4 separate regions of the Mus musculus genome follow, and regions 2, 3 and 4 are each linked to region 1. The links are chromatin loops, found by intact Hi-C in ENCODE. Cell type or tissue: left cerebral cortex. All regions are shown on one strand. Links, peaks and the distances in the headings refer to the core of each region. The heading gives the core; the rest is flanking DNA. Region 1 holds the start of Bhlhe41 (basic helix-loop-helix family, member e41). Region 2 overlaps Itpr2 (inositol 1,4,5-triphosphate receptor 2). Region 3 overlaps Sspn (sarcospan). Region 4 holds the start of Sspn (sarcospan).

The links. Hi-C counts contacts between places; a loop is a spot of excess contacts. Peaks named below come from ENCODE experiments on the same cell type or tissue, not always from the same donor. Only the 100,000 strongest peaks of a DNase experiment are listed, where the experiment ranks them.
Region 2: a loop joins it to region 1, with 7 times the contacts of the local background. A loop is called at or near these places in 11 of 42 quality-filtered maps.
Region 3: a loop joins it to region 1, with 4 times the contacts of the local background. A loop is called at or near these places in 6 of 42 quality-filtered maps.
Region 4: a loop joins it to region 1, with 7 times the contacts of the local background. A loop is called at or near these places in 15 of 42 quality-filtered maps.

The regions. Positions count from the first base shown.
Region 1 is chr6:145,862,086-145,867,790 of GRCm38, reverse strand. It overlaps Bhlhe41 (basic helix-loop-helix family, member e41), which reads left to right and starts at 2,371. Exons shown (of 5, transcript NM_024469.2): 1 at 2,371-2,585; 2 at 2,731-2,794; 3 at 3,108-3,215; 4 at 3,549-3,660; 5 at 4,053-5,705. The coding sequence starts at 2,524. The coding sequence ends at 4,939. In left cerebral cortex, for the core only: a CTCF peak has its summit at 3,749; DNase peaks (open chromatin) are centred at 2,752, 3,461, 3,964, 4,498 and 4 more places; H3K4me3 peaks cover 4,805 bases; H3K27ac peaks cover 4,739 bases.
Region 2 is chr6:146,269,308-146,275,012 of GRCm38, reverse strand. All of the region lies in intron 37 of Itpr2 (inositol 1,4,5-triphosphate receptor 2), which reads left to right. Among named protein-coding and RNA genes, the nearest start is that of Gm35596, 52 kb to the right of the region's middle. In left cerebral cortex, for the core only: CTCF peaks have their summits at 1,534 and 2,578; DNase peaks (open chromatin) are centred at 2,567, 3,717 and 4,651; H3K27ac peaks cover 207 bases.
Region 3 is chr6:145,961,668-145,967,372 of GRCm38, reverse strand. It overlaps Sspn (sarcospan), which reads right to left. Exons shown (of 3, transcript NM_010656.3): 3 at 2,148-5,705. Among named protein-coding and RNA genes, the nearest start is that of Gm32838, 4.4 kb to the left of the region's middle. In left cerebral cortex, for the core only: no CTCF peak of the experiment used is centred there; DNase peaks (open chromatin) are centred at 2,941 and 3,175.
Region 4 is chr6:145,930,696-145,936,400 of GRCm38, reverse strand. Sspn (sarcospan) reads right to left here and starts at 2,279. Exons shown (of 3, transcript NM_010656.3): 1 at 2,030-2,279. The coding sequence starts at 2,227. In left cerebral cortex, for the core only: no CTCF peak of the experiment used is centred there; DNase peaks (open chromatin) are centred at 1,619, 2,282 and 3,453; H3K4me3 peaks cover 1,125 bases; H3K27ac peaks cover 1,077 bases.

The DNA of each region.
Region 1 (5,705 bases), core at 518-5,517:
ATGTGAGCAATAGCCAAGTATGATAACATACACATTTAATTACAGCACTCTGGAAGCTGAGGCAGGCCAGTATCTTGAGTTCAAGGCCAGCTTTGTCTACACAGGGAGTCGCAGGCCCTGCCAAGGCTACACAGTGAGACCCCCATCTTTAAAATAATAATTTAAAAAACCCACCCGCAGTGTATATAAAAATAAAGATAAAATGGGCAAAAGAGCAATTTACACCTTGAGCTGGAATCAGAAGTATAAGAGATTACAGAAATGCTGACTATAGAATTAATAGTTTCGGTAAGACAGGTGGAGGGGGGTGAGGGGGCAGGGGTGCCAGGGAGGAGAAAATGTTATGAGGGAAGGCTGAAGGGCTACATCCAGAGCCTTTTCAGAGTGCTGAGTTTATAAGTTCACCTCTGGCCCTCCCCTTGAGCCTCATGGTTCCCCCTCAACTCCCCACCATCCCCATTTGGCTTCAGTTAAAAGCTGGCCCCAGTTAGCCCAGGAGTTCCTCTGACCAGATGTTGGCCCGAGACCCTCTGTATACTGACAAGGCCAAGATGCAGTGACCCAGGCTTATATATTCCTATCCCATAATTTTAAAAGGGGGATTGACCCTAAAGTATGTTTGGAGACCACGAACTTTCAGAAATCCAGTAGACAGAGGGCTGTTATTGCTGCTATTTTTTATTTTATTCACCTTAGCCTGCTGCTACCTAACCTGGCCAGTTAAGAACTGGAGGAAGCCAGGATGCTTTACTGTACTAATAAACTGTTGAGAGCTCTAACTTGCCTCAGAATCAGAAAGATAACCACTTAGAGACAAGAGAGGGAGTAAGGGCTTAGAATAAAAATCCAAATCTGCATTTAAAAAAAATCACTTTCACTGTTATCATTAATTAATCGCCTGCTGCAAAACAAGCCCTGTCGTCCTACTCGAGGAACCAGGGAGGGTGCTGGAAAGGAACTCATCCCGGCAGCTCCGCCCAGGACTTGGGCTCCAGCGCCGCGCGGCTAGGCGGGGAGGAGGCTCCCGGCACGTGACCCGCTCCAGCCGCCCTGGCCCGCGACCCAGATCCGTCCCCGGAACCCAAGCGCCGCTGCCCTGGCCCTGCTGCGCTCCAGTGCGCGTGCATTTGGGGCCCAGGTTCCTTCTCGGTTCTCGTGCCGCTGGCGATAGCGAATGTCCGAGAGTGAACGTGATTGTCAATTCTGAGAAATTAGTGTAGGAGCAACCTGGGGTCTCCCTGCCCACGGGGATGGAATTCAGATTCTTATTTAGCTTGAGTTGTGGGGACACTGAGCACCTGGGGACGGCTGTCCCCAGCTGTGTGGACCGAGCTCCCGAGGACACGGGGCGCGCGCACGGCATCCCTGCGCGCTGATGTGGCAGCCGCCGCAGGTCGCATCACGTTGCCGGCCCTGTGCTGGTACCCGCTGGAGACAGGATTAAGGAGGGAGGCCGCGGAGGTGCCAGTAGTAAACGTGGGCTCGCCACACTCTCGGCGTGGCTTATCGCACGAGGGAGACGGGAGGCAGCACAGTGTCTCGCAGGCTGGGGCGGGCAGGACCCGGACTGCGTGGCTTTCCCGCAACAGTCCTTGCGTGCCTCCTGCCCTGTGCCACCCTTCCCCCTCCCTGCTCTCCCCCGGGAGCACCCGAGGCCCCAAACGTCATCTGCCTCTGTGTGATTAGTGTCACCGCAATTCCGGCTGCTGCGGGAAGTTTAGGTGGCCCGGGGACACTGTTGCCAGAACCACTTGGTATGCGACATTCTGAATCAGTGTCTACATTTTCACTGATCTTAAATCCGGGAAGCAAATTGCAAGTCACCCCCTTTTCAGGGTAGGTCTCCAGCCTGACCTAAAGGGTGTCTTTCTACCCGACCCTTCTTTCACCCCTGGCCAGTAAACAATGAGCAAAATCTCCGAATTTTCCTTCCCCGCTCAAGTTTAGCCACCACGAATTCGCGTTCTTTCTCTGGCCCAAACCAACAGCAATTGGTGGGAAAGCCAAAGGCCACGTCCTCGGTTCTGCACCGAGATGCTGGACGAGCCGGGGGAGCCCCTCGTCCCGCCCCGCCCCCGCGCCCTGCAGCGCCTCGGGGAAGACGAACGGCTCGCCGGGTGGCCGCTCCTTCCAGGTGGCCCCAATCAGGTGTCCCCGCCCCCTCCCGGCCCCTCCTCCCCGCCCCCCTCCGGGCTGGACCGCGGATGGTACGTTCCGCACGTGAGCTGGGTGCTGGTCTGGCCGGCGACGCGCGTGCCCTGTGGCCAAACACTGCCCGGAGTGAGAGCAAACTACCAGCGCAGTGCGTGTGTGCGCGCGGGTGTGCGCGCGCGGGTGTGCGAGAGGGCGAGCGAGCGAGCACGGGGCGGAGGGGCGGCCAACTGCTTCACACTTTCAATACTGCACTGAAGAGGGAGAGCGAGACAGCCTGGAGACGCACACATCCCCCCAAAATCTCTCCAGGCGACCGTCCCACAGATTACAGGACAGAAACCTCCAAATCGAAACGGACAGCCATTGAACATGGACGAAGGAATCCCTCATTTGCAAGAGAGACAGTTACTGGAACATAGGGATTTTATAGGGTAAGGTGTACGCACCGTTGCGAATATCTGTCTAGGCGTCGGTTTGGCTTTTTTTTTTTTAATCCCCTGCACAAAGTGATATGGAGCGGGTGAGGGCAGAGCCCCTCCCGGAATGGGGGCCTGATGCTGATTTCTGTTTTTGCAGACTGGACTATTCCTCTTTGTATATGTGTAAACCCAAAAGGAGCTTGAAGCGAGACGATACCAAGGTAAGTCTTAAGTTTCCCATAACCTGCCTGGATAGTTAATTAGGGCCATTGATTTCGCAAGGAAACTCTGCCCGCAAATATATTCCAGCCCTGAGCTTTCCTAACTGTGAATTTTAAGTGGCTTGCTGGATACTCCGGGGGATATTCAACACCGCACCTGAATTTAAATTGCATTTTAGAAGTCTAGAGGAGAGAGTTCTGGGCATTAGTTCATTACATAGTGTGTTTGGGGGTTGGGGTGGGAGGGTTCTATCCAGTAAGTGAATGAATGTTTAGCTCACTGCTGTATCTTTTCTCTGGCTCGTGTATGAAGGATACCTACAAGTTACCGCACAGATTAATAGAAAAGAAGAGACGAGACCGAATTAATGAATGCATTGCTCAGCTGAAAGATTTACTGCCCGAACATCTGAAATTGACAGTAAGATGCACATTTTCATTCTCCTGATGGACTCCGGGGTGTATTTACCTGATAAAATTCCCAGAGATAGGATAATAAATGTAAATATTAAGAGGCCTGCCTTCTAACTTGTGCTGTAACTAAGAGTTTCCCAGAGACTCAGAACAGGGGCTCCGGGCTAATGGCAGAGATCATTGACGACCTGACTGTGGGGAGCTGAGCAGCGCTTCCTTCCCAGTGGTGTGTGTGTGTGTGTGTGTGTGTGTGTGTGCCTGTCTTAAGTTGCTGGGCTGCGTGGAAATAAAAATGCGTGTTTTAAAGTAACCCCTGTCCCCCTTTGTCGCACCACTGCAGACACTGGGGCATTTGGAGAAAGCAGTAGTCTTGGAATTAACTTTAAAGCACTTGAAAGCGCTAACAGCCTTAACTGAGCAGCAGCATCAGAAGATAATTGCTTTACAGAATGGTAAGTGGGTCTGAGGAAGCCAGCCTGCCCTGATACAAAAGGGGGTAACGCTGGGGGCGCAACGCTAGGACTCCCCCGCTGCGTCCTCTCCTGGTGAACGTCGCCTCTTTCCCTTTGGTGGCAAGTACCCAGAGCATCCCAAAGGCTTCCCGCAGAGCTGGAGGAGCCCCGTTTTTATTTAAAGTGGCGGCTGCACCTCTTCAGTTGGGTTTTTCAGCCAGGAAGAGAGCGCCTCACCGCGCCACCCCCTCCTCTCTCGGCAGTCTGCGGATTATATCGCTGGAATGCCCAGGAAAAGCCGAGCTCACTGTAGGCAGCGCAGGGCCCACGTGATGAGCAGATGTCTTAACGCCGCGGTTTTTCTTCTCGCCTCCCTCCCCCGTGCACCCTAGGGGAGCGCTCTCTGAAATCGCCGGTCCAGGCCGACTTGGATGCGTTCCACTCGGGGTTTCAAACCTGCGCCAAAGAAGTCTTGCAATACCTCGCGCGCTTTGAGAGCTGGACACCCAGGGAGCCGCGCTGCGCACAGCTCGTCAGCCACCTGCATGCCGTGGCCACCCAGCTCCTGACGCCACAGGTGCCCTCCGGCAGGGGCTCTGGGCGCGCGCCCTGCAGCGCGGGGGCTGCGGCCGCCTCGGGTCCCGAGCGCGTCGCCCGCTGCGTGCCGGTCATCCAGCGGACTCAGCCCGGCACGGAGCCGGAACACGACACGGACACCGACAGCGGCTACGGAGGCGAGGCGGAGCAGGGCCGCGCGGCCGTCAAGCAGGAGCCACCCGGGGACTCGTCGCCTGCGCCCAAGAGGCCGAAGCTGGAGGCGCGCGGCGCGCTCCTGGGCCCGGAGCCCGCGCTGCTCGGCTCGCTCGTGGCGCTTGGCGGGGGCGCGCCCTTCGCGCAGCCCGCTGCCGCGCCCTTCTGCCTGCCCTTCTATCTGCTGTCGCCGTCCGCCGCCGCCTACGTACAGCCCTGGCTAGACAAGAGCGGCCTGGACAAGTATCTGTACCCCGCGGCGGCCGCGCCCTTCCCGCTGCTGTATCCCGGCATCCCAGCAGCGGCCGCCGCTGCTGCTGCCGCCGCTTTCCCTTGCTTGTCGTCCGTGCTGTCGCCACCCCCGGAGAAGGCCGGCGCGACCGCCGGTGCCCCGTTCCTGGCGCACGAGGTGGCGCCCCCGGGGCCGCTGCGCCCCCAGCACGCGCATAGCCGCACCCACCTGCCGCGCGCTGTGAACCCGGAGAGCTCTCAGGAAGATGCCACGCAGCCGGCCAAGGACGCCCCCTGAACCCAGCATTCCTTCCAGAACAGGGCAGGGGGCTCCCGAGGAGTCGCCGGGTTTCCAAGTTCAAACGTCCTCTAAAGCGTGCCAGGGAGGAAGAGTAAGCGATGCTCGACAGGCTTAGGACAAAAACAGGTGTTTTGTGTATGTTTGGAGTTCCTGTTTTGTCCGTCTCACCCTTTTGCCACCCCACCCAGTACCCTTTCACACCCCCTCCCCCGTCCCTGCTGTCAAGGAGCCTCCCTGATAAATGGTTATCTTCTATTACTCTCCTTACCTTTAGTTCTCGTTCACTCTTTCCAAATACAGACTCTGGTTCAGGAGTCTGTTGGGTGGGAGAGCCATGTGGAATGACTTAAGAGTGCCTGGTACCAGGGCTCGACCCAAGCCTGGAACAGTAGATGTGTCTCCCAACTGTCCCCTTAGGAGGTGGTCCATTACCTGAGAGTCTCTGAGAGTTACTTTTACATGGCAGTATTTTGTATTGTTCATCTTTTTTGGAAGGTACCTATTTTCAAAGAAGTGAGAATGCTTGTTGCCCGGTTATGAGGTGGCTGGAGTGTGTCTATACCTTGCACCTGTTGGGAGAAATTGAGAGTTGGGCCATCTTGAGGCACTGTGGTGGGAGCTGGAAGAGGGAGGTTGGAGCCTTGGCGCCTTTGCTCGCACTTTATTGACAAATTGACCTCAAACCCTTTGTTTCATGTCTCAGCTCACACATATATGTCATAGGTTATATATTTGTGTTTCTGATCCCTCATTATTTTATCCA
Region 2 (5,705 bases), core at 369-5,368, 410 kb before region 1:
AGATTGGTTAGTCAGGAACAGATGTTCCACACTGGTTTGGGGCAGCCAAGATTTTTTTTTTTTAAGATTAGATTTTATCATTAATGTGTGTGCATGTGTGCATGTGTTTCTCTGTGTTGGTTTGTGCTGTGAGTGCAAATGCCTGCACAGGACAGTTGAGGGCGCTAGACCCAGAGTCACAGGTGGTTGTGAGCCACTGATATGGGTGCTGAGAACCAAACACAGGTTTTCTATGGGAGAGTAGCCAATGTTCCTAATGGCTGAGCCAACTTTGCAGCCTTTTGGCGTCTATTGTTAGGCTTGACTCACCAGACTTGAATTACTGAGGGAGAGCTTTCACATCTATGGATGACTATCTTGATTATTAGCTGATGTGAGGGTCCAGCCCACTGTGGGCAGCACCATTCTCTAGGCGGTGATACTGGGCTATGTAAGAAAGCTACCTAGGCATGACCCTGGGTGCAAGCCATCTATCAGAATTCTCCCGATGGATTGTGACTCAAACTTCTCCTTGAGTTTCTGCTCTGACTTCCCTCTATGATGGATAGTGGTCTGGAAGCTGAAATAAACCATTTCTTCTGTAAGTGGCTTTTGGCGGGTGGAGTTTCATGTCAGCAACTGAGAGGAGGCAAGGCACATGACCTCCCAATTCCTCTGTCCCCACGTTTGTGAATGTCAGTCTGCTCTTTCTGTAAAGGTTGTACAGCATGTCTTAACTCATGTCATGTGCCTTTTAGTGCCCCACAAGGGTTTTCTGTTACTGGTCAAGAGGAATTCACATTTCTTACCAGATTCCATAGGGCCCAGCATTCCGTCGAGCATCCCAGCCTCTCTCTCCTGTGTGACTGTCCCGTGGTCACATGTCCTCTCTCTTTCTTCATTGGTGCTTTTTACATTGTCTGTTCCTTTTGCCTGGAATGCTGTTCCTATTGTAGTCCGTGTGCCTGGTTGCTTCTTTAGAGTCACATCCAGTGCCTCTCAGGGTGAGCCTATCAGACACAGCTCCTCACTTACTGTCTGTCTTAGCGAGTTTCAGAGGATGTCCCTTCTGGATCACTTCTGTTCTTGTAGTTATGTGTTTCCTCAATGACAGTGACTTTTATGAGACTAAGAACCCCGTGCGTTTCTTTGACTGCAATGTATACAAAGTGTCCTGGACTCACCTAAGCCAATGAAGAATGTAGATTCTATGATGAGAAAGAGGACAGAGCAGTCTGCATGAGGCGGAGAGCAAGGAGCTGGAGACTGTTTGGTACTGCAATGGGAGCCAAGACTCCTGATTCATGGATGATGAATCCCAGCAGGAATGTTGACAGCGATGGACTCAGAAGCTGGGTTCTGGGTCTGGCAGGGTTATACTGGTCTAACTAGGTATAAATTGTGTCCCATGAATGGCTCAGGAATGGAGAGAGAAATGACACTTTGAAGACTTAATTCTTATTGCTTTATGTATAGAGGTGTCTTGCTTGTATGCGTGTATATGTACCATGTGTATGCAGTACCTGTAGAGTCCTAAAGAGGGCATGGCATCCTGGGAACTGGAGTTACAGAGGGTACCCAGCCACCCCGTGGGAGCTGAGAGTTGAACCCAGGCTCCTGAGCAAGAGTAGCCAGTGCTGTTAACCACTGAGCCGTTTTTCCAGGCCCATGAGAAGAGCTAATTTTAAGAAGTAAGTCTTATAGGCCTTAGGGTCACGGAAAGAGAAATATCCTAGAAGATGGGGATCACTGCCTAGGATGGAGCACAGGCAAACGTATGCACACACCATGCTCAGGATACAGTTTGCCGTGTGTTGAGTTTCCTGTTTGTGAGGTATGGAGGCTTGTTTCTGTCATCCTGGAGTATAGATTTGGAGAGTTCAAACTATCTTCCCAAGGTATGATAGTCAAGGCTGTGAGAGTGGAATTCATCCCTGAACTTACTGGCTTGGGGGTTTTGATGAGAGCTGGCTCACTCTTTGAGGTGTACCTGATGTGATGACGTTGGTGAGCAATACCCAAGACAGTGAGGTCCGTGGAAGAGGACTGTAGCTGTCCAGACCGGAACTTCTGAGATGTATTTGAGATATATCTGATCAAGGATAACTTTGTATGTCTGTCATAAAACCCAAACTAAAATGTATCAGACAGAAGGTATAGAAGAGAGGGCGTGGAGACCTGGGCTTTGGAAAGCTTTGGTGATGGGCAGGCCATAGGGACTTGAGGATGCTGCTCTCTTGCTGGTCCCTGTCTTCATGGCTCACCTCCTGGTAGCAATATTTACATTGAAATCTTTTGAAAATCACTTACTATAGTGGGTGCTGTGGAGGAGGACAACTTTGTGAGTGAGGCTGGATTAAGCTTAGGTTTGAACCAGGCTTACTTGCCTATCTTGTCAGGCCTGGATTCATTTTTTAAGCATAAATTATTTGCACAAACTAATAGCATTATTTGTGACATACTTCTGAGTGTCTATAACATATTTTGGTTGCTCCAACTTCAACACCTGTGTATATGGCCTCCCTGCCTCCTTAGATGTCAGTGGGCAGACCATAGAGCAGGGCTACAATTGAGATGCAATATCACAAGTTACCAGTAGGCGTCACTGTTCCATAAATGATGTCTCTTGGAGTAGCTGAGTACAAACCTTTAAATTATATAAATGTTTTCATTTCTTCTCATTGATACTTTGAATTCTCACTATATAATTTTAAATATTCAAGCCAGGTGAGATCAAAACTGTTTCTACCTAAATCTAGTTCAGGTTTTATTCAGAATTCTAGTCATTGGTGTTATTTTAAACAACTCTTCCCCTGTTTAATTTTAGCTACTGTAATATTAAATCGCTTCCTTCGGTATTACTTTGGTATTTAATAAAGACATAGGTGCATCTTGGAATCCTGAAAAACACATGTTTGTCACTTCTTCTGTGTGTTTGTGGGTAGTCTCTGCTTTCTCTTCATGTGTCAAGTTCATACCATCGCAGGTTGCCTGCCAAGCTCTTGTTTTTGAAAATAGCAGGCACACATTGATTGCTTTATACCTGGGTTCAGGATCTTTGTATGTAGATAGACTTTTTTTTTAGAATGAGAATTCGAATACAGAAAAGGATAGGTGTCCATTTGGCATTCAGTGCTTTTTCACTAGGGCCCAGCATTAGCATAAGAGAAGGCCTGGGGGTGCGTAGATGCTCAGTCACATTCACCACACTCATGTGAGCTCAGCGTTAACAGAGTAGCATCACCAGGAAACTAGATATACTCATGATATCTCATGATAGTGCGTGTTCTGTCCAAGCGCTGGGAACAAACCATGTGTGTCTGGAGTTAGTTGTTCCTTGGGGCTCACATTTGGAGAAACACTTATGATTGACAATTGGTTATACTTACTATAACATCTTAAATAAATTATCCCAATGTAGCCACAATCTAAAAGTTTATTTGAAAGGGCAGGGGGAGAGTTGTACAGTGTACATTTGACACCTGCTTTTGCTGTGGCTTGTGGTGACTTCTGTCCTGATATGATCTGTATACAGTGTGATCACTTTTAAAAAAGACCTCTCCCTACTGGTAGGCAGGAAACCGTGTCTTGTGTTCACTGCCAAGAAAGTCCCCAGGCACATGACAACACATGTGTACACTGCATATCAGAGCTGCAGGGTGTGGTTGGAGGAGACACGGACGGCTGAGCCACTGAGGCGGCTCTGCCAGCAGCAGCCTGTGGTTATGTAACTCCTGCAGTGTCTGGCGCTGTGCTTCACTGGAGACAAGTCACGTGCTGTGCAATGCCATTGCCTGAAATTCAGTTGCTCTGAAGGATCCGTGAGTCTGCGTGAGAGAAGCTTTGGCCGCTCTGTACTAGAAAGCAGATGTTGATCGGCTGCACATAACTGATGAGTGTGCACACTAATTCCAGCAAGGACATTTGCTGTCTGTCTGTCTGTATCTCATTATGCTCCTGAAGAGAGAAAATTAAGTATTATGTAATACGGACAAATAATGAAGTGGAGGGAAGCAACTCAGTCCTCCTCACTAGAAAAACTTGTCCCACATCACTTAAAAATATTTTTATGATGATTCAGCAATTAATGCAACAACAACAACAACTATTCCTACTACTACTACAAAAGTAACATACTGGACATTATTTTTGGGAATTTGTGTAGGTAGCAACCAGTATTTTCCCCCAATGCGTGGTCTATGAAGGAAAAAGGAAATTTGCAAATTTTAAGGAACATTAGTGAGAAAAAATTAAATTATGAGTTCAAGTGGACTTTTCTTTTTAAAAGATTTTTATTTTATCTTTGTTTGTGTATGTGCATCTGCATATGCAGGTATCCACATGGGCCGTGGAGGGTGCCAGACCCTTGGGGCCTTTGTCCTTGTGGGGCCATCTTTCCGGCTCTTCAGATAACCTAGAAGGTTATCTGAAGTTAGAAACTTTGGGCAGATTTTACTTTCTTTGTGAGAGTTGTGGAATTGGGACCAGTCAGAAATTCACCCTTATTATATGGCTGAGACTTCAGATTGCATCTCTCAGAAGGAGATCTGGAGTCTGCAGGAAGGCAGCGGTCGGTCGGTGTAGGGAGAGAGGCTGAGGGTTCATTTATCTTCCCTGGGGCCTCACAGAGAACCCAGAATACAGCCAACTTGGGCTCAGCTCTCCTGACCGCCTCTGGCTTCCTGCCTGCAGGATTTCAGCAGTCAGACCGATGCTAATGGCTGTGAGTAGAAATCAAAGGCCCTGAAGCCCAGACTCAGTCCACTCTGCTGTGTCAACAGGGATTAGCTGTTCAGTTCTGTGATTTTGGGTAGGTTCCTCTTAAACTGTAACAAAACCAATGTTGTTCATTTTTTTCCCTCTTGCAAAAGGTCTTTTTATTTTTCTCTTATTCGTTAAAACCTCCGGATGGGAGTTTGTTGAAATCCCCATTTTTATTCCAACCTTATCGTACATATGTGGATTCTGCGTGTTGTTTTCTAACACACTCAAAATGAGATTATAACAATCAGCTCTTTCATAGATGATCTGACTTAGGCGGGACATTCGACACACGTGTGTGATTTACTTTCCTGTCAGCAGAATGCATGTTTGTAGGAGGCATGATCGTTCCACTGGACCAAAGGGTAGCAGGGCAGGGTTAGGCTGCTAGTGGTGATGGGATATGGGTTTCAAACAGACCATTGAGTGTTTCACATGTCTGTGCAAGTGGTCCACACCAACAGTGTGCGAGCGGTTCACACCCACGGCTGCAATTTAGGGCAATGCTGATTAATTATCCTTGGGATGCGGGTCCCAGGAGGTCTGCTTTTGATTTAATTTATCTAATATTCATGTGCATGTGTCTGGTGCACATGTGTGTATATGCATGTTTGCATGTGTGTGGTGGACTCAGGCTTGCATGGGTGCATGCGGAGGCTGGAGGTTGATATCAGGAATCATCCCAGCTGCTCTTTCATACCAGACACAGGTTTCTCAGCCAGACCCGGAGCTCTCCCGAAAAGGCTAGTGTCTCTCAGCTTGTCCTGGGGGTCCCCTCTGCCTTCTGAGGTTGTAGTTACAGCTCACCTGCCACACTTGTCTTCCCGAAAGAGTCTAGGAATCCAAACTCCAGCCCTTACACTTGCATAGAGCACACACTAGCTGCCTAGACAACTCCCCAGCCCCAGCGATGCTCCCTAGGTGGCTGTGATGTGAGACTCATGTCTACTTCCTGTCTAATATTC
Region 3 (5,705 bases), core at 706-5,705, 99 kb before region 1:
TCACACCCCTACACACTTTTCCCCCTGGTCCAACTCAGTGTTTGAAATCTTAAGTTCCCTGTATTTAAGTGAAGGAAGCCCTCTCTCCCTGGAGAACTATTCACCCTCTTTTTGTCATTTTGTTGCCATCTAAACATCCCCAAAAGATGAAAGGCACACAGGAAGAGGCTGCCTGCGGAGACACAGCCCCTTTTGTAAGAGTATATGGATTCTACCCTGGCTGGAAGAACTTAAAATAACTTCAGTCACACACTTTCCCATCTGGCTTTTTTGAGTTTGACAGTTTGCCTGCCTGCTTCACCGACTTCAGGTCCTCTCTGGACACCAGGGGTCTAAGAGACTCACGTCTAGGAAGGTGGAGGAGACAACTGGTGGATTCACAAGAAAACAGTCACCTCTGGTCACAGCGCTTATTCCTTGAGTCAGTCTCTTGACAAGAACCACACCTGACCAGGCAGAGACAACACCATGACCATTTCCGGGGAGAAAGGTCAAGAAAGAAGTTCAACTGCAGATGGAGACACCTCACCTAGAGAGCAGTAGTCCCATGCTTTTAGGTCCAGAGTCTACAGAGCCTCTTGTTCTTCAGTTTCCTACTTCAGTGTTAAGTACCAGCCTGCATTGCCCAGATGAGACTCTAGGCCTGCTAACCCATCTGCAGCCACAGAGGATGGGTGGCCCCACCAAAGCTTGGGGTCCCTGGAATCTTGAAGTGACGATATAGCCTCTACTTTCCCCAACAGTCATGTGATTGTATGTCACAATCCTTTGGGTTAAGAATCCTTCTAATGAGCCGGGCGTGGTGGCGCACGCCTTTAATCCCAGCACTCAGGAGGCAGAGGCAGGTGGATTTCTGAGTTCGAGGCCAGCCTGGTCTACAAAGTGAGCTCCAGGACAGCCAGAGCTATAAAGAGAAACCCTGTCTCAAAAAACCAAAAGAAAAAGAAACAAAAACAAAAACAAAAAACCCAACAACAAAAAAAGAATCCTTCTAATGATCTTTCCCAACAAAAACTAGAACCCTTAAATTCCCAGAGTTTTAAAGGGATCACACTACCTACGTATACAGATCTGCTGGAAAGAAGACATAAGTGAGCTATTGTACCAGAACTGCCCTCTCCAGATGACAGTTCAACTTTTGCTTACACTTTGAATTTTTAAGACTACGTGGTACTACATGTCCTACTTCACAGTGACCAGCTTACATTGAAGTTACCCTGCAGCTAGATGTGAGGAACAGGAACCATGTCATTGACGAGGACCATAGGCTACATCAACACAGAAGGAAGGAAGTGTGGACTGAAGTTTCTTCAACGCTTCTGAGCTGGCGAGAGGAGGCCCTTGCATCCAGATCTGAGAAGGAGACCTCCATATGTGCACACAAGCATAAATGTGGAATATTTATGAACGTGTATCCCATTCTCAGGGCCAGTCGGCGTTATTTGACATTGATTGTTAGAAATTAGGAACTGGCATCCCAGGTGCCCCTCAAAGGTTCCCTCCAGCTAGTGTTCTACCTGGGGACCAATTACAACCTTGACCTCTACCCTAATGTCAAGTGTGAGATACAGACTCCCTGGACTAAATCAGTGTTACTGTGTGCTGCTTCTTGTCTATTCCCAGGCCAGGTTTTTTTGTTTTTTAGTTTTGACTTTTTTTTTTCATTTAATTTTTTTTCTAAATCATATTTTTTAAAGTTAGCAAAGAATATGTTTCATTATGATAATTTAAAAATACATATTTTGCTCTAATTCATGCTGATCTCACCTTTGCCTTTCTCCTGTCCTGGTCTTGCCTTCTTCTGGTCCTCTTGCCTTTTCCCATAAGCCTCTCTTCCCTGTCCAGTCATGCCCCGCCTTTCCCCTTCCCCTCTCACTCCTCATTAGGAGCTCTCCCTCCTCTTTGAAATTTAATAAGACACACACACTCGCGAACACACACACACACACTCAGACACACAAAGTTCTAGTCTCCATACACATGAGGAAACATACAAGACCGGTTTTGCTGAACTTGGCTTATTTCACTTAACATAATAGTCTGAGGTTTCTAAGCCGTGTCTCTGAAGCAAACACTAACCAGAGAGATTTTACATATACAAGTTCACATGCACCACCTGGTCGATTTAAAACATACTCAACACCATGTCTTTGTGAATTATGAAAAGTTTATTGATAAAGGAAACACACACCCTTTAAAAATAACCACCTCAAATGTGTAGAAACACTCCATCGTCTACTCTCAATTTGATCAAGGCCAGGAAAGGCGGCTGCAGCACCATATGCAGACTCATAATTCTGAGAGGGGCAGTGCTCACTTGAGACAAGAAAATGAGAAGACACGAATCCATTTCAGTGGCTTACACACTAAGCAGCTGGCCATCAGAGAGGCTGAACTTGCACTGTACCATTAAAACACATTCTGGGGTAACGAGAGTAAACCCGCTATATCTGCGGCACACTTATACAAAGGTGAACCCGCTATATCTGCGGCACACTTATACAAAGGTGAACCCGCTATATCTGCGGCACACTTATACAAAGGTGATCACGCAGTGTCAGTTCTGAGGTAGTCACCAGGAAATATGAAGACACCGTTCATGACTGCAAATGGTGGACAGCTTTCAAGGTTATTTCTAATCATCTTTCAGTGGCCCCTCTATAGTTGCCCCTCCTAATATCCTTTGATGGCTTTAATGAAGACTCTACTACAATTTCATAAATATGCCCCAGATATAATGCACACAGAAGTGAGGGAGCATCAAGAGATCCTCATGTCTTGGATGTGAATAGAAAAACATATAGAATGGAGTGTCGCTGTAGGAACACACTGGAAGGCACTCAGAAGAGAAGATCTGAGCTCTCAATCCAAAGACGGGGCGTGAGGCCTGTTACTTGACTACAGTTTCTAGGGCTTTGGAGTAGCTACGGTTTAGGCATGGCTCCAAGATGCTGCCTATACCAATTTGGATGGAGCTCGGAGCCACAAAGGTCACATAAAGACACAGACCCGTTGAGTGGGCTCAGTTACAGCCCGAACACCCAGGTGGCCGTATTCCTATTCCAAGTACTGCCAAGCCCTGGCCGTTTCTCCTCTTTGAAAAGTCTTGATTCATTTAATTCTCCTGAAGGAGGCTGGGGGAGGAAGGGCTTTGCAAACCTCTCCGTTCTACAGTTTGGAAGGCACAAGGCACAGTCACCGTTCCGTCCTGGCTCTGTGACAGATTTGAAGTGTGACATTTTGCTAAGTGAGAAGCTGTGTGCCCGCTCCTTCTCTGCTGCCCTTACTGAAGCTTCAATATTTGCAAAACATAACGTCAAAATATTTCAGATCCGGCCCAAAGTCATTTGTTACTCACGCAGCGTAGCCCTTACTACACCAGCATATCGTAAGCTCCCAGCACAGGGTCCTGCCACCCGGCTCTGCTCCTTCTCTTCACTTACAGTGCCTCCTCCTCTTTGGGAAGTTAATAATTTGATCATAATAGTAAAATCCCCATCTTATGCAGACAGAATATTATAAGCTGGAACCACCCCAAGCCTTGGTTGTGTTAGAAAAGTAAGAAACCCACAGGCTAAAATTGCTCTACCCTTTAAAATGCCCCCCCCCCCCGTGAGTTGTTTGTAAAGCATACGTTTGTAAAGCTTAGAGCAACTTAACTGTGTGGGGGAATCTTAATTTCCTCATTTAAAAAACAAAAACAAAAACCTGTTGAGTTTGTTGGACAAAGGCATTCTGTGTGTGCTTCCAGCAGGGCTGGGTGCACAGTAACAGGCGTGAAAACAGCGTCACTTTGAAAGGACAGCCCGTGACATCCTGGATTCTCTACCATGTACCATGTTTTATAGAAAACTATCGAAAGTCAGCGTGAGATTGGTTACTCTTAACTGTGTGTGTGCATTCATGGGAAGGCCAGGGGCCAGCTATCCACTCCGGGTTATTTTTAGTGTTGGTTTTTTTCTTGAGACAAACTCTCTCATCATGGACCTGAAGTTAATCACTACACTAAAGATGGCTGGTGAAGGAGCCCCAGGGATCTGCCTGTCTCTGCCTCTGCAATGCCAGGATCACAAGCACACACCTGTGCCTGGCTGTTTTACATGGGATCAGGTTCTTACTGGGATGGCAAGGACTTTGATAACTGAGCCATCTCCACAGCCCGGAGCTGGTTATTCTTAACAAACACTAAAGGTTTCCCAGGTTAGTACCAGGAAGCTTACTGTGGCATTCATGCAATTTTGTCTGAAAGCAGTCCCCCCCCCTTTTTTTTTCTTGTTTTTGTTTGTTAAGTTTTGTTTTTTTCAAGACAGGGTTTCTCTCTCTGCTCTGGCTGTCCTAGAACTTTCTTTGTAGACCAGGCTAGCCTTCAACTCACAGAAATACACCTGCCTCTACTTCCCAAGTGCCGGAATTAAAGACATGTGCCACCACCACCCCATTCCTTTTGGTGGAATTTTACCCAATTACATAGCAAAGTCTGTCTTAACCAAGTACCATGTCTTAACTCTAAACTGAGACTGAATACCCTAACTGTGGACGTATCACCCAAACAAGGGCTTTGAGACATTCTGTCTCTAGGTCAATTGTAAAAGCCCTCATTACTAGGATTTCCCAGGAAGTCCATGTGTATGACAGGACTTAGTACCCAATCCCATCAAAGGTACTTGGTGGTCCTGGGAGATACTTTTCAATATCACAAATGTGTTGTTAATATAAGCATTTCCTGTGACAAATGCTCTTGGTTGTTTCCCCTCTGAGAGTGTTTCAATGTTTTACAAGATCATTTTTTGCAGTGGATGATTTCCAGGAAAGTGGATCTTCAGCCATCTTCCCTTGTGGCTGTAATTTTTCCTAACACCAACGGTGCTGCCTAAGAACAGCCAGAGCTCATTAAACAGAATCCTGAGCATAATTATAATGAACAATTAGCTGGAAATTAGTCTTAATGATTTGTTTTAGATGACAGACTAGAGGCATAATATAATTATTTTTAAACTTTCCTCGTCGTTAAGAATGCAACAGCACCACCTTTCAATTATGGTGAATCAGACCTCACGGAGGCTGCAGCCCACTCGTGGATCGGAGCTAAGGCAACCGGAAGTCTGCACCCCAGCCCAGGTGTTCAGAATCACTCAGCCTTCCTGTTCAACTAGTTTTTTTTTTTTAAAGCCATTTCATGCCTTGAAGACATCTCCACTGTGAAAACATAAAAGCACTCAACTGAGATCCAGCTTTCCTTAGACCTTTCCCAAGACACCACGGGGATAATGGCAGGTGGTAGAGGAGCCGGAAGACTCTAGAGTCTATGGGTGATGCCAGTTCACACCATCGCACTGGACTAACGGGAAGGCGGAGGAGGGTGAGGATGTAAGGGCGGCTGGGATAAACACCAGAGCTAGCGCTGGCTCTAGGTCATCTCTTCCCTGTCTGGTGTTCTTTTCCTTTCGGTGTTCACCAAGTCAATTTGAATCTTGTTTCTCATTAGAACTTTAAAAATAGGTTAGATTCTCTAAATCACGCGTGTGCGCATGCGTGTGCTCCCAATGTCCCCGGAGCTGGAGGTACAGGTAACTGTGAGCCACTGAACTTGGGCTCCGGAACTGAGCTTGAACCCGAGTCCTCCGCAAGAGCAGCAAGTCCTCTTCACTTGTAAGCCGTCTCTCCACCCCTGTCCTCACAAGAAGTTTTTAAAAAGTACAATAGAG
Region 4 (5,705 bases), core at 1-5,000, 69 kb before region 1:
TAAATAAATAAATAAATAAATGGAGAAGTGACTAAGAAATGGATCACAATGTTGCCCTCTGACCTTCACAGGTCAATGCCTTCCTTCTCAGCACATGTATACACTCATGAACACAGACACACACACTGAGTGCCCCCCCAGTTGAAACCTAGAGACATTAAATAACTTGCCCACAGTTATTCAGCAAATAACATCTAAGCCAGGACTGAGCACCAGGTGCGGTGTTTACACACCTGCCTTCACCATCTGTCTCTCCCTCCCTGACAGCCTAGAAGGGTGTCTGGAGACCAACCACACTGTGGTCAGACAAGGACAGGGTCCCTGTGTCTGAGAGACAGTGACACCCTGCCCACAGCCCTCATCCTGCTGACAAGAGGCATGGCCCCACATGGCTTCTAGGAGACTCCCTGGGTGGGTTGGGACAGCCTCTGCCGGGTCTCTCTCAAAAGCCAAGTGGGGCCACAGGCTAGGGGTGCACTTCAACTTAACCCTAGCATAAAGAAGGAACAAGAGAAAGAGCTCTTCGTGCCACGCCCAGAAAGCCATCAGGAATTTCGCCAGAGCTTTTGACTCTTGAAGCTTTGGGATTTTTGTGCCATGCCGTAAACATTAGAACACAGTTTGTCCCCCTATCTAACTCATTTCTTTGGAACTGGCCTTTCTGAAGTGAAATAAAAGCTGGTTTTCAAAACCAGCCCTCATTCCTTGTTCCTTCCTTTTGCCTGGCCTTCAAGGACAGATATTTTCCCCGGAGTATGTTGACAGCCATCGAGGCGACCAAAATATCCAGTATGTCTAAATGAGAGGTTATTTTTAAAATCATTTGACTTAGAAAACTCCAATCACGATAATTTCAAGGGAATTCTCAGTACACAAATTAAACATTTTAAATTACTCTGCAAAGATTTGTGAGTTTGAATAATCTTAATTTAAAAATATCTGCACCTATGAATATGCATCAGGTGTCTTCAGGTTCTGTCCCATACAAAATTATGTTGGGTTGTGTGTGTGTGTGTGTGTGTGTGTGTGTGTGTGGTCAGCAACAGTAAGGATAGAGGGGAGCTGGAAGGCCAAGGGGCCATGTTCATTTCTCCTGACTCTGCCACGTTTACCTTCTGGGCTTGAGGACGTCAGGTATCTTAATGGGCTTCCCCGTGTCCAGAGTGGAATAACAATCCCCACCGTTGCATGGGTCAAACGAGACAGCCTGAGAATTTAGCATTGGCTTTAGATAATAAGGTAAGTATTAGCATAGCCAGAATTCGGCTACAGAGAAGCCAGTCCTGCCTTTGCTTTCCCAGCTCATGACCTTGGGCGGGGCCAGCCTGGTTTCTCTAACTTGAGGACTGTCCCATAAGATGTGAAGTTACAAACACAGGGGAGATCTCTGGCAGAGCCGGCATACAGTAGGTATTCCGTACGCCGTATCTATTTTACTTTCAAGAACTCACACACCAACAGAGTACTGTGCATCTGGCATTAGTACAACCCCAAATGAACTCCACTGGAGCCAGCAAAGCTTCAGCCCACCTTACACTGTGTGGATTAAGCCTGTGCTTGCAGTCGTCTCCAGCCCTGCCTTAGGAAAGTGATTCATGACTCTTACAAGGGAACTGTAGTTTAACAAAGCCAGTGTGGCAACTCCAACTTAAGGTTTTCCTACCCTGCTTTTCCCAGGATGAACTTCATTCAGTGCTACTTATGCAGACGCACGTGGGGCCTGGGGAATGAGACAAGGACCAAGCCACACAGGGTGGGCCTGCAGTTATCTTTGAGGCTATGCGAGATGTCCACGGGGCCTCCCCTGTAGACTGAGTCAGAGCCCTGGGAGGAGCAAGAAGCCTCAGGCAGGCGAAAGCCAGAATCCTGCTCCCAGCCTTCCTCTGGGGAGCCCAAGTGTGCCCAAAGTCAATCTCCAAGCAGTTAGGGGTGCAGCCAGGGTGGGGGCGCATGCAGCTGGGTTAGTCTCCACTCCACCATGCGGCTCGCATGCCCGCTGGTGCTTAGGCCGAACAGACTTGATGCTTACAATGATCCCAGCCCAGAACGGAGTATCTCTGACTAGCAGGGAGGGGCTGATGCTCGCCATGAGGAAGCCCAGCACGGTCACCGCGATGCCCAACGCCAGCTGCAGCAGTGCCAGCAGCAGCGGGAAGCGGCAGCCACAGCAGGTCCGCGCCTCCTCCTCAGGCAGCTCCTGAGCCCTGGGGCTCGGCTTGCGCCCCATGTTCCCTCGGTGGTGCCTGCGCCTGGGCCTTGCTGCTGGGCCTGCCCAGTCTGCTGAGACTGGGCTGAGCAAAAGTGGAAAACACTGGCAGGAGGGGGACCCGAGGGGGGTCGCCAACTGCCAACGCACAGGGACCTGGCGCCCAGGGCCTGTGTGATGGGAATGCCAGCCTGCTTTACTTTTTTGTTTCCAGGAAGTACAAGACAAGGTGATGAATGCTTAAACCGCTTGTGTTTAATTAATAGATCACTGAATCCAAAATGGGCTCGGCTGCACTAAATAAAAGCTGTGGAGTCATTGACAAAAGTTAAATTGAGCTTTTTTTTTTTTTTTTTTTTTTAATGTAATCCAACCGACAAGGAAGAAAGGGAGGGAGAAAGAGAGGGAGCACTGGAGGAAAGGAGGGAGGGTGAGAGAAAGGAGCAAGGAGGGAGGGAGGGGGGAGGGAGGAAGGAAGAAGGAAGGAAGGAAAGAGAAAAACAAACAAAAAACCAGAAAAGAAAAATAAAAAACTTCTTTTCTTATTGAGGTACTCGCATTCAAAATAATTGTTCCTGGCCAGTGAGGTGACTGAGCTGGGAAAACCTGCTGACCTCATTTTGATTTCCAGGATCCACAGTGGAAGCTATCTATGACTCCTCAGAGATGAACCCTTGACCTCCACACGTGTGACTCTCAGACCATACACATGGCTGCACACAATAATAATTAATTAAAACTCAACAATGAAATAACTGTTTGTAGAGAGGCTGGGCTAATCATGACACCTCGCATGCTTGTTTGTCTTTAAAAGCCCTTTGTTCTCATTTATATCTTGCGACTGTCCCATGCAGCCCAGGCTGGGTTCAGACTTGCCGTGTATCCACAGAAGACCTTGACTTTTTAATCCTCCTGTCTCCACCTCCCAAGTGCTGGGATCACAAGTGTGCACCACCCTGTGTTTAAATAATAGTGTCTATGAGGCTCCCAGTGAGTCTTCACACTTGCTAAATGTCCAGGGGGTGTTGGCATGCTGGATAGAGATGGACAGTTGCACCCAGGCAACCTTTAAGGGCTACTTTTAGCACTTGCAATGTGCTAGGACAGGCAGCTATAGATCTGGTGCTCTCCAGGAGGCTCAGAAGAGATGGGTAAACCTGGTTATTTCCCGAAAGATGGTGAACTATGCCTGGGCAGGGCGAAGCCAGAGGAAACTCTGGTGGAGGTCCGTAGCGGTCCTGACGTGCAAATCGGTCGTCCGACCTGGGTATAGGGGCGAAAGACTAATCGAACCATCTAGTAGCTGGTTCCCTCCGAAGTTTCCCTCAGGATAGCTGGCGCTCTCGCTCTTTTCCCGACGTACGCAGTTTTATCCGGTAAAGCGAATGATTAGAGGTCTTGGGGCCGAAACGATCTCAACCTATTCTCAAACTTTAAATGGGTAAGGTTTTGTATACCTTCGTGCAGTACCATTTAGGACAAAGTACAGTGTGCAGCTACTAAGAAATAGTCCCAGTGGGGAGTGGTGGCTCACGCCTTTAATCCCAGCACTCGAGAGGCAGAGGCAGGCGGATTTCTGAGTTTGAGGCCAGTCTGGTTTACAAAGTGAGTTCCAGGATAGCCAGGGCTACACAGAGAAACCCTGTCTTGAAAAACCAAAAAAAAAAAAAAAAAAGTCCCAGTTCCATGGGGAGTTTAGACTTTCTTCTATGGTTATTTTAACATTTGGAAACTTTATTCAAAAGGAAATTATGTAGCCAAGATGTTAAGGGAGATAATAAAGGATGCCCAATCTTAGGTTGGGATCTCTGAATCTAACTTCCTGCTGTTCCCTCAGAATCTAAGCTAATTATTGTCTGCTGTGTACCTACAGAGGCACTTAAGGAGACTCAGCATTTGCCTTACATTTTTTTCTGTACACCAGTGAGAAAATTGCAGCGCACAGATTAAAGTCACTAAGTCAGAGGCAGAACAGAAAGCACACGTTCCGTTTCCACTCAGGATGGTGTGCTACACTCACGCGGGTTTCAGTGCAGCCCAGGAAGTCCACCATCCCTCGGTGGTGCAGTCCTAGGACTATGAGGAATTCCTGAAGGAACTGACAAAAGCTGGTATTCAAACAGAACATGACATGGACAGCCCGGCAGACATGAATCTAACAGAAATCAGTGAGCCAGCAGATTACCTGTAATTAGCTCTTTATCCATATTAACAGCACAGCTTCTAGTTGGGCCCTTGGGTCTAGTTGGGCCTGGCTACTCGAGGGATGACAGCAGGAAGGTTGTAAGTTCAAGGCTCAGATTTAAGGGAGTATGGAGAAATCTGCAGAGAAAAATCAAGTATTTGTTTGTGGACCCTGCTGTCAGTGTCACTGTCTTAGGGCGCCTATGGCTTGGTGAATCAGCATGGCTAAAAGCAGCATGGGGAGGAAAGGGTTTACTTCATCTTGCAACTCACAATGTATCAACTCACTGCTACAATGTATCAGTGGGGAGCCAGGCCAGGAAGGAAATGGAAGCCTCAGAGGAATGCTGCTTATTGGCTTGCTCCTCACGAGTTACTCAGCTTTCTCTGTTTGTTTAAATAGAACTCAGGACCACCTGCCCAGAGAAGGTACCACTCCCCAGTAAGCTGCCACATCTACAGCAATCATTTACTCAAGAAAATGCCCCTTAGGTTTACCCCCAGTCCAGTCTATAGAGGCATTTTCTCAGTTGAGCTTTCCTCTTCGCAGATGACCCTAGCCTATGTCAAGTTGACAAAAAATTAAACAATACATCCCTAGGATCGTTGAGATGGCTCAAAAGTTAAAGCACTGGCTGCTCTTGCAGAGAACTTAAGTTCAATTGCAGTACCCATATTGGGCATCTCATACCTATTTTTAACTCCAGCTTGTGGGAAGGCATCCATGGGCACTTCACACACATGGTGCACATTCATACATGTAGGCAAAACACTCGTGCACATGAAATAAAAGCAAATAAATTTGTGGAGCCACCTCTTTCTAAAGAAATGGGGCAAAATGGAAAATAGCCAATGACTAATGGAACCACACTCAAGTATAAAGCTTTTCTTGTTATGGCTTGAATTTTTTTTTAAGATTTTGTACACTGTAGCTATCTTCAGACACCCCAGAAGAGGATATCAGGTCTCATTATGGATGGTTGTGAGCCACCACATAGTTGTTGGGATTTGAACTCAGGACCTTCAGAAGAGCAGTCAGTGCTCTTAACCACTGAGCCATCCATCTCTCCAGAGCTTATGGATTGAATCTTAAATGTCCCTTAAAAGTCCATGTATCAAAGACATTGTCTTACATTTGACACTGCTGGGAGATGGTGGAGCCTGTAGGAAGTGAGACTTAGTGGGAGGAAGCTGTGTCCCTGGGGCATGCCCCTGGCATAGATACTGGGACCCTGCCATTCCTCTCTTTTCATTGTGTGGGAAACTGCATCTGCCTACCTCAAGTTCTTGGTAGACTTTGCCAGGATAGACCCAA